Regions from separate parts of the Homo sapiens genome. Here region 1 is linked to region 2. A link is an interaction called in ENCODE POLR2A ChIA-PET data of the cell type or tissue named here. Cell type or tissue: GM12878. All regions are shown on one strand.

The links. ChIA-PET counts read pairs that join two places held together with the same protein. Peaks named below come from ENCODE experiments on the same cell type or tissue, not always from the same donor. Only the 100,000 strongest peaks of a DNase experiment are listed, where the experiment ranks them.
Region 1: POLR2A ChIA-PET joins it to region 2 with 5 read pairs; 1 of 35 experiments calls an interaction of 5 or more read pairs at or near these places.

Annotation. Positions count from the first base shown.
Region 1 is chr19:42,511,139-42,516,138 of GRCh38, reverse strand. CEACAM1 (CEA cell adhesion molecule 1) reads left to right here. Exons shown (of 9, transcript NM_001712.5): 6 at 3,660-3,789; 7 at 4,511-4,563. All of the region lies in intron 2 of LIPE-AS1 (LIPE antisense RNA 1), which reads right to left. Among named protein-coding and RNA genes, the nearest start is that of CEACAM1, 15 kb to the left of the region's middle. RefSeq lists an enhancer at 3,553-3,742. In GM12878, no CTCF peak of the experiment used is centred here; a DNase peak (open chromatin) is centred at 2,998; H3K27ac peaks cover 1,822 bases.
Region 2 is chr19:42,121,115-42,126,114 of GRCh38, reverse strand. POU2F2 (POU class 2 homeobox 2) reads left to right here. Exons shown (of 15, transcript NM_001394376.1): 2 at 3,539-3,604; 3 at 3,737-3,771; 4 at 3,933-3,989. Among named protein-coding and RNA genes, the nearest start is that of POU2F2, 8.8 kb to the left of the region's middle. RefSeq lists a silencer at 4,036-4,115. In GM12878, a CTCF peak has its summit at 3,353 (motif pointing right); DNase peaks (open chromatin) are centred at 2,714, 3,154 and 4,144; H3K4me3 peaks cover 2,826 bases; H3K27ac peaks cover 3,110 bases.

The DNA.
Region 1 (5,000 bases), 390 kb before region 2:
AAAGCAGGCATCCTTGTCTTGTTCTTGATCTTAAAGGAAAAGTTTTCAATCTTTCACCATTGACTATGATGGTAGCTGGGGGTTTTCACATGTAGCATTTATTATGTTGAGAATTTCCTTCTATTCCTAGTTTCAGTGTTTTTTAGCATGAAAGAATGTTGAATTTTGTCAAATGCTTTTATCGACTCATTTTCATTACTGGTTATAGGTCTATTCAGATTTTCTATTTATTCATGATTCTATCATGGCAGGTTTTGTGTTTCTAGGAATTTGTTCATTTCATCCAGGTTATCCAATTTGTTGGCATTCAATTACTCATAGTACTCTTATAATCCTTATTATTTCTGCAGAATTAGTAGTAATGTTTTACTTTCATTTCTGACTTTAGTAATTTGAATCTTCTTTCTTTCTTAGTCAATCTAATTAACAGTTGTCAATTATAGTGATCTTTTTTGAAGAACAACTTTTTTTTTTCGGTTTGAGACAGGTTCTCACTCTGTCACCGAGGCTGATCATGGCTCACCACAGCCTCAACTTCCCGGGTTCAAGCAATCCTCCTGCTTCAGCCTCCTGGGTAGCTGAAACTACAGACAAGCACTACCACCTCCGGCTAATTTTTGTAATTTTTTGTAGAGACAGGGTTTCACCATCTTGCCCAGCTGGTCTCAAATTCCTGAGCTCAAGTGATACACCTGCCTCAGCCTCCCAAATTGCTGGGATTACAGTCATACACCACTGTACCTGGCCTACAGTTATAAATTTCTTTCTTGCACAAGATTCTTAACTACTCTGAGCCTCGGATTCCTCAACCGAAAATTGCACTGTGAATGCCTGCTCCATAGTATTGCACGGGTTTGGGGTTTTTGTTTTGTTTTTGAGACAGGGTGTCACTCTGTCACCCAGACTGGAGTGCAGTGGTGCAAACACAGCTCACTGCAGCCTCAACCTCCTGGGCTCAAGCAATTCCCTCACCTTAGCCTCCTAAGTAGTACATACTACCACATCTGGCTAATTTATTTTTATTTTTGTTTTCAGAGAGACAGAATCTCACCATGTTACCCAGGCTGGACTCGAACTCCTGGGCTCAAGCAATCCTCCCATCTGTTTCCCAAAGTGCTGAGATTACAGGTGTGAGCCACCACGCCTGGCCCCATAGTGTTATTTTAAAGATTTAATGTAATAATAAACCTTCAGCAAAACACCACACACAGAGGAAATGTTTCATAAATGTTAGCTGCTATTACTACTACTATTATCATTAGCCTTGAAATCAGGTAGTCCTAGGGTCAAATCTCAGATCCACCTCTCACTAGCCATCTGACTTTAGGTAAGCCTTTTACCACTCTAAGCTTCCATTTTTTCATGTTTAAAATGGAAATAATGTCTACCTGACAGCACTATTTTATGGATCAAATAAGATACATGTAAAGCATTTAGCAGCACAGGGCCTGGCACACAGGAAGTACTCCACAAAAGTAGCTAACATAGCATTAGTCACCAGCCTGAGTTGACTGGTGAGGGTTAAGCCCCAAATAGTTGCAACAGATATAAACAAGAAATAGGCTAGACACAGTGGCTCACACCTGTAATCCCAACATTTGGGAGGCCGAGGCTGGAGGATCTCTTGAGCCCAGGAATCCAAGACCAGCCTAGGCAATATAGTGGAACCCTATCTCTACAAAAATTATTTTTTTTTAATTAGCCAGGTGGGTGGGCGTGGTGGCTCACGCCTGTAATCCCAACACTTTGGGAGGTTGAGGCAGGCGGGTCACCTGAGGTCGGGAGTTCAAGACCAGCCTGACCAGGATGGAGAAACCCCGTCTCTACTAAAAATACAAAATTAGCCAGGCGTGGTGGCGCATGCCTGTAATCCCAGCAATTCAGGAGGCTGAGGTAGGAGAATCGCTTGAACCTGGGAGGCAGAGGTTGCAGTGAGCCGAGATCACGCCATTGCACTCTAGCCTAGGCAACAAGAGCAAAACTCGGTCTCAAAAAAAAAAAAAAGAAAGAAAAAAATTAGCCAGGTGTGGTGGCATGTGCTTATAGTCTCAGCTACTGAGGAGACTGAGGTGGGAGGATCACTTGATCCCAAGAGGCTACAATGAGCCATGATTGTGCCACTGCACTCCAGCCTGGGTGATAGAGTGAGAACCTGCCTCAAAAAAAAAAAAAAAAAAAAAGAAGAAGAAGAAATAGATGCAAAAGGTATTATTTATATATTATATATATATATATATATATATATGGAGGGAGAAGCATTATACAAGAAACCCACTGGGACATGGCTATGATCAAATATGGGAAAGGGGGAAAAAAGGAGGTAAAGCAAAGTCTCAAGCCTGGTATGTTAGTTTCCATCTACTGAGATACAGTGAAGATGGGATTAAACATACGAGATAATTTATTGGGGAAAATGCCTGTGAGGGAAAGTAAGGCGAGAGTGAGAGGAACCTCAGACCATGATGCAGATCTGATTCCTGTGGAAGAGAAAGAGAGGAAGGAAGTTTTAGATTGAAGTGCAGTTTTTGTTTGTTTGTTTTTTGAGACAGAGTCTCACTCTGTTGCCCAGGCTTGAGTGCAGTAGTGTGATCTCGGCTCACTGAAACCTCTGCCCCCCGGGTTCAAGCGATTCTCCTGCCTCAGCCTCTCAAGTAGCTGGGATTATAGGCACCTGCCACCGCACCCAGCTAAATTTTGTATTTTTAGTAGAGATAGGGTTTCACCATCTTGGCCAGGCTGGTCTTGAACTCCTGACCTCGTGATCCACCCGCCTCAGCCTCCCAAAGTTCTGGGATTACAGGCGTCAGCCACCGCGCCCGGCCTGCAGTGCAGTTCTAAGAGCATTTCTGCAAGGCTGACAGGGAGTCCTCCAGCCATTCACACTTCAGAATAAAACAGTCACACAAAACTGGGCTAGCTTTCATACCCCTGCTGGGAGCCTGTGGGAAGCCAGTTCTCTATGCAAAAGAGGTGGTGAATTCAGAATGCACCAACTGCCACAACTGAGACACTGAGAAAAAGATGCAACCACGAAAAAGGTGGAAAGTTCTAATCACATACAAAATAGCAATCAGCCTTTCTCATATTTCAAAGCCTTAAAAATGGCTGAGCGCAGAAAAGCCAGGGTGGAATTGGCAGAAGAGAGATCATCAACCTAGAAACATGGTGACTGGGGTTGGGCGCAGTGGCTCACGCCTATAATCCAAGCACTTTGGGAGGCCGAGGCAGGCGGATCATGAGGTCAGGAGTTCAAGACCAGTCTGACCAATATGGTGAAACCCCGTCTCTACTAAAAAAATACAGAAATTAGCCAGGTGTGGTGGCACGTGCCTGTAGTCCAGCCTGAGGCAGGAGAATCGCTTGAACCTGGGAGGCGGAGGTTGCAGTGAGCCAAGATCATGCTACTGCACTCCAGCCTGAGAGACAGAGCAAGACTCTGTCTCAAAAAAAAAAAAGAAAAGAAAAAAAGAAACATGGTGATTGAAAAAAAAAAATTGCAAGGATATAGTTAGCTAATCACCTTCCAGCAACCTTCCCACAACGAAACTGTATTCCTTGAAGGAACAATTAGAAACTACTTCATTCTGAGAGTTGTTTCCCAGCCCCCATTGTAAAATAATTTCACTTTCATTTCTTCTCCTCTTTTCTCTCCATGACAGATAATGCTCTACCACAAGAAAATGGCCTCTCACCTGGGGCCATTGCTGGCATTGTGATTGGAGTAGTGGCCCTGGTTGCTCTGATAGCAGTAGCCCTGGCATGTTTTCTGCATTTCGGGAAGACCGGCAGGTATGATGGCCTTTCCTCTTGTTCTGTTTCCTCCAAGGCTGACTGCCATGCTTGGGAGAGGGAAAGAATTCTTTGCCTGTCTCTGGGCCTGGATCTCATACTCCTCCCACTAAACTCCTGCTTCTCGGCACTAATTCCCACAGGTTTCCTCTTCCCTGGTCTTCGTGCTCCCTGTCTCCCATTATCTCTTGGACATGGGTATTCCAATCCCCATCTAATCTAGAGGAAGAGACTCAAGTATGTTCCTCTGTCCCCTAGTCAGGGAAAGCAAGGTCTAAGAAGGAAAACAAATGAAAAAATGAAAGAAGCAGCAGGAGAAAGCAAGTCATGTGCTCTGTTGACCACATTGGAAGAGGAGGGAGAAATAGCATAGGAAGAGAACCTAAGAGAAAGCAAAAACAACCAAAGTCCTCTTGAACAATAAATAGAGAAAAAAAAAAAAGTATCTACCCCGGAAAACAAAATGGGAAAGGTTTTAAGGATAGAAGTAGGCACAGAAGCAGCTGATAAAGAATGAAATGAAATGTGAACATCCAGCAAACAGGAAAAGAGTAAACACTAGAAGGGATTGTAGTTAGACTGAAGAACGAGGCCCTCAGAAGAAAGGCAGTATGAACATCAAGGACTCTAAGGAATTACCTGCTCACAGTGTCCTTCCTAACTTACGGAACAAAGATCCTGTGCTTGGGAATAGCAGTCACAGTTTCTGATATTTATTTAGGGCAAGCGACCAGCGTGATCTCACAGAGCACAAACCCTCAGTCTCCAACCACAGTAAGTAAAGCCACTTACCCCAGTGAGAACTGGTATGTTCCACCACGTGCCCTCCCCTGGCAGGGAATCCTGGATTCCCAAACCACTCCCTCCCTTCTGAATTTTCACAGAAAGGATCTCTATTTCCCAACCCTAAGGTGGCATAGGTCTTCCCACCCTTCCTAGCCACAGGAGTCCCCTGAGACACATCTGAGGAGAGAGGCTCACTCTGCCTAGGCCAGGCAGGCCTGAGGAAGATCCCATGTTTCCAGGAGCCATTTCCTCAGCCTTACTCCTTCCGCCTCCTGCCTCTATTACGGATGTGGGCACTCTCCCTTGGTGAGACTTTCCTTATCTTGTGGGTGCTGTGGGTGCTACAAGTCTCAATGCCCCTCCTTGCCACTGGAGCATGTTGCTGAGAAACACATCTGGGCAAAAATCAAGGCCTTGTGAACTGG
Region 2 (5,000 bases):
TGACCTTATTTTACCTTAATTACGTCTTTAAAGACCCTATCTCCAAATACAATTACATTTTGAGGTATCAGGAATTAGGACTTCCGTGTATGAATTTTGGTAGATGCAACTTAGCCCATAGCAGAGGTTAAGGATGAGTGTGGACTTTCTGGGCTGGCAGTGGGGTCCGAGGCTGCCCTGTTCTGTGGACGGGAGAGGGATGCCCAGCTAGGTGGGAGTGTAGAACCTGCACAGCCTGCTGTCAAGCAGACCCCCAAGCAGGGGGAGATGCTCGACATGGGTGAAGAGCACTGTGCATGAGCTGCAAGAGAAGAGCAGTACAGGGTGGTGGGCCAGCCCCTGGAGGCCAGGTTGTTTATTTCTCCAGGAGATAGGGAGGAGCCAGGAAAGGATTGCCCTGAGGCAATGTGGAGCTCCGCTGGAGGGACGGAGGCCAGAGGAGGCTGGGGCTGCAGTTTTAGGGATGCTAGGAGGGGTGGGATTTAGGACCGGGTTAGAGTTAGTGGCTGCCTGAAGTAGGGCTAAGGTCTGGGTGAACTAGAGCTAGGATCAGGCAGGATTCCCGCCTTTACTGCTCCAAAGTCAGGACACACTTGCTGCCCAGCTCCCTTCTTGTCCTTCTTATATCTTGTATCAGTAGCCATTTAATGCCCTGTCCCCAGGGCCAGGAAACAGGACCTGAACTCTGGTAGCGTCCTGGGCACCCACTCCCCACCCCCACCCTCAACAGTCTACATCTTTTTTTTTTTTTTTGAGACAGAGTCTTGCTCTATTATCCAAGCTGGAGTGCAGTGGTACAATCACGGCTCACTGTAGCCTCAATCTCCTGGGCTCGAGCGACCTTCCCATCTCAGCCTACTGAGTAGCTGGGACTGTAGGTGCCCACCACCATCATGTCCGGTTAACTTTTTTATTTTTTGGAGAGACGGGGATTTCACTATGTTGCCCAGGCTGGTCTCAAACTCCTAGCCTCAAGTGATCTACCTGCCTTGGTGCAGTGTGCATCTTAATGGGACTGTGTGCTGGCGTTTTGCTTTTTAGCTTTTAAATGTTTTCTTGCTTGTTAAAACATAACGTATATAGAGTAAAGTGCTCAAATTTTAAGTGTATAGCTTGATGAATTTTTGCTTATGTAAGGACCCTGTAACCACCAAACAAGATCCTTTCTTACCTGGTGCAGGCTTCCTCATGCCCTTTCCCAGTCAGTACCCCCAAGGTGCTCACTCATCTGACTGTGATCATCTGCTATCAGCTTGCCCGTTTTTGAATTTCCTGTAATTGGAATCATAAATTATGTCTGCCTTTGTGTTTGGCATCTTTCATTCAGCCTCATGTCTCCAAGCTTCGGCCATGTGTATGAAGCAGGAGTTTGTTCTTTTTCATTACTGTGGCATATTTCATTGTATGGACATACCACATTTTATTTATCCATTCACCTGTTGACGGCCCCTTAGGCTGTTTCCAGTTTGGGGCCATTATGAAAGACTGCAGAAGAATTCTGCCCATGTCCTTTGATGGGCAGGACACGTGTTTCTTTTGGGCAGATGCCCAGGAGTGGACGTGCTGCATCTTAGGGAGAGGGCATCTTTTCAGCTTTTCTGAGTGGTGCTTGTATCAATTTACACTCCCACCAGCAATGCATGACCTGTTTTTTTAATTAGGAATTTAAAACTCAAGCAGCATTTCACATTGAATAATACTCAATTGCAAGATTTCTAGACTTTTTTTTTTTTTTACAGTTACTGAGTTCTTCCTATTTCTTATCCCTTACTTTAGCTCCATTCTTTTTTTTTTTCTTTTTTTTTTTTTTTGAGACAGGGTCTCACTCTGTCACCCAGGCTGGAGCGCAGTGGTGCAGTCACAGCTCACTGTAGCCTTGACCTCCTGGATTCAAGCGATTCTCCTGCCTCAGCCTCCCCAATAGCTGGGACTACAGGTGCGTGCCATCATGCCCAGCTAATTTTTGTGTCTTTAGTAGAGATGGGGTTTCTCCATGTTGCCTAGGCTGGTCTTGAACTCCTGGGTTCAAGAGATCTGGCTGCCTCAGTCTCCCAAAGTGCTGGGATTGCAGGCGTGAACCACTGTGCCTGGCTTAGCTGTCTTCTTTAAGTATCTTGGTGCAGAGAACACTAGAGTTGGACAGCTCCTTTAGTAGGAGTGGGGTCATGGTTTAGGCAGGGATTTTGGAGTGAGTTGTGGGAAGAGTTTGGATCAGGGACAGGATCTCAGGACAGTTGGGAGTCAAGGTCAGATGAAGGACTTGAGCCATCTGGGCACAACTTGGGATTCAAGGTGAGTAAGTGGACTAAGGATGGGTCAGGCTGAAGCCCAGATTTGTCCTGGGGTCTAGGACCAGGAAGGGTTGGATTCAGTTTCAGGATGAGCTTGGGCGAGGGAACTGTTGGAGATGAGATGGCTGGAAGTCAGGACTAGGGGACATTAGACTAGAGTGGATCCGATTAGAAGTAGGAGCCCAGCAGTCATGAAGACCAGGGGTCCAATCAGGGCACATCTGCTGTCTTGCTGTGCTTTTGGGGAGGTGACATCCCTTCGTGGAGCCTCAGTTTCCTCCTCTGTAAAACGGGGTAATATTAGCACTAACCGCTAATGTGAGCTGTGAGTCATATCTAGCTCTATGCTTGGCACTGGTGAGCACTCGCCTTTCTGTGAAAAGTATCAGAGCGCTTTGAGGACAGGCATTTGTCTCCGTGGGTTTATGTGCTTGCTGCCTGCCACCCTCCCTTGGCCACCTCCTTTCATTTCCTGGGCCTAGGGAGCTATAGAATGGGGTTGTATTACAGGGGTGGACTTGAGACTGCAGCTGGGGCTCAAGCGTGAAGTCCCAGATCAGGTTTAGATTGGAGGACAAGCTCAGGGGTAGAGCCAGATGGAGCTGAGGTTACAGAGGATGAGGTTGGGTCTGCTAGGCCGGTGTGCTAAACATAGGAAGAAAGTCCAGGTGGGAGTAAGATGTGGATGGGGAAAGTGGTGGGGTGGGAAGAGGGCCAGAGGGCGGCTGAATCACACATGCTGAGATCTGACAACTGCCTCCTTTGGGGACGCTGCAGCCCCATCACATCTCTGAGGCCCCACTCAGAGTGGAAAACATGTCTCACCCGAAACCTGGTAGGGCAGGACGGGAGCCTGGGCGGCCCGCCCCAGGAGGAGGCCCAAGGCTGCTCTCCCTCCTTTGGGACGTCACCAGCCTCCTCCTGGGCAGCTGATACCTTCTCACGACCACCTTCCATCTCCTGCCCTGCCCTTTGCTGCACTGTGGGTAACACCCCTGTGTTACTTTCTGGAGAGGTGAAAGGATAAGGCAAGATCCCCCAAGGCCTAAGTGCTGTGTCTCATCTTGCCAGAGGAGGGCAGAGGCCCAGAACGGAGGACATGTCTCTTGGGAAGAGACACTTCCAAGGTGGCTGGGGGTAAGGGGGGAATTTGGGGGAAAGGCTTGGGGAGTGTGGTGGAATGGGGGCCCGAGAGCCCTCCTGGATTCCCCTCCTTCACCCCACTTCCATTCCTCCTCTGTCCCCAGAAATAAGAATGTCTAAGCCCCTGGAGGCCGAGAAGCAAGGTCTGGACTCCCCATCAGAGCACACAGGTGGGTGGGCAGGGAGCAGGGGGGCAGGGGTCACCGTGGGCAGGGGAAGTGGGACAGATGGGAAGAGAGCTGGGAGGGGACAGGTGTGGTGGGGGTGGCTGATGACAACACATCCTTTCCCTCTCTTTGCAGACACCGAAAGAAATGGACCAGACACTAATCATCAGGTTAGGAGGGAGTGGATAAGCGGGAGGGGGTGGGAAGGAATGGGGAGAGGGGTTCAGAGGGGGCTCTGTGCCGCCTATGGTAGGAGGGCAGGGAGCGGGGGTGGTCAGAAGCTGCTTCACTGCACTATTCCCATCCCCTTGCTCCTACTTTCTCTTTGCAGAACCCCCAAAATAAGACCTCCCCATTCTCCGTGTCCCCAACTGGCCCCAGTACAAAGGTAAGCACCTGTCAGAACAGCCAGGGAAGTGGGCAGCGCTTGGAAGAGGGTCCTCAGGAGGCCTGCCTCAGTCCAAGGGCTGAGAGAGCACTGAGCCTTGGTACCTTGGTAACGAGGTTCCTCCCGCCCCTTCTCACTCTTGGGCTCCCACCCCAGGCCTGTGACTCACGCAGGCTCCTTCCCCTTCCCTAGGGGGTGGGGGTGGCTAGGGAAATCCCCCCCAGAGCCCCAGGGCGATGAACAACAGGAAGCCAAAGGCCCGCCCCCATCCCAACTTCCCTGACCCAACAGAGGCCTGCACCACCGCCTGTCCCCCAATATACACATTTAGCGGCCAGCTGAGGTGGGGGTGGGGGGGCTGGTACCAGTTGAGGATAGCTGTAGGAATGCAGGAGAGAATGACAGGGAGGCCGGAAGCAGCCAGGCAGTGCAAATTCCACATCCAGATGGGGCCCTGTGCCTGGCATTCTGGGCTTCTTGGGGTTGCCTGGGCTCCAGTCTCCACCCTCCAGCCTGGTCCAGGGGTAGCAGGCAGGTCCAGAGGCTTGAAGGTAGCACTGGAGGTGGGGGCAGAGAAGGTGTGAGCAGGACTCCAGACCCTGACCAGTGGTGGCTGAGGGATGGGGTGGGAGGCTGGGAACTGCTCCCCACCCTGCTACAGCTTTGCTCTGTGACCATGGGAAAGTCACTTCCCCTCTCTGGGCCTCTCAGTTTCCTCTTCAGTATCATTGGTCAGGGGGGAGGGGGCAGTCGGATGGGATGGCCTCTGTGGTTGCCTCCATGTCTGGTGTACCCCCATGCTACCATGAGAGGAGAGGATAAAAGTGCTTTGTGAGCAGATGTCCTGCTTCTGTGCTGAGCGCTTTGAACGGGGTCTAGGGGAGACAGGCTCTCGATCTTGACCTCCTTGACCCTCTGATGGCAGGTTTGGCTATTGCCTTAGCCCTCAGAGCACAGCGTGTATCCATTGCCCCCACCCTGTCCTCAGTTGAATCAGATCTTTGCAGTCTG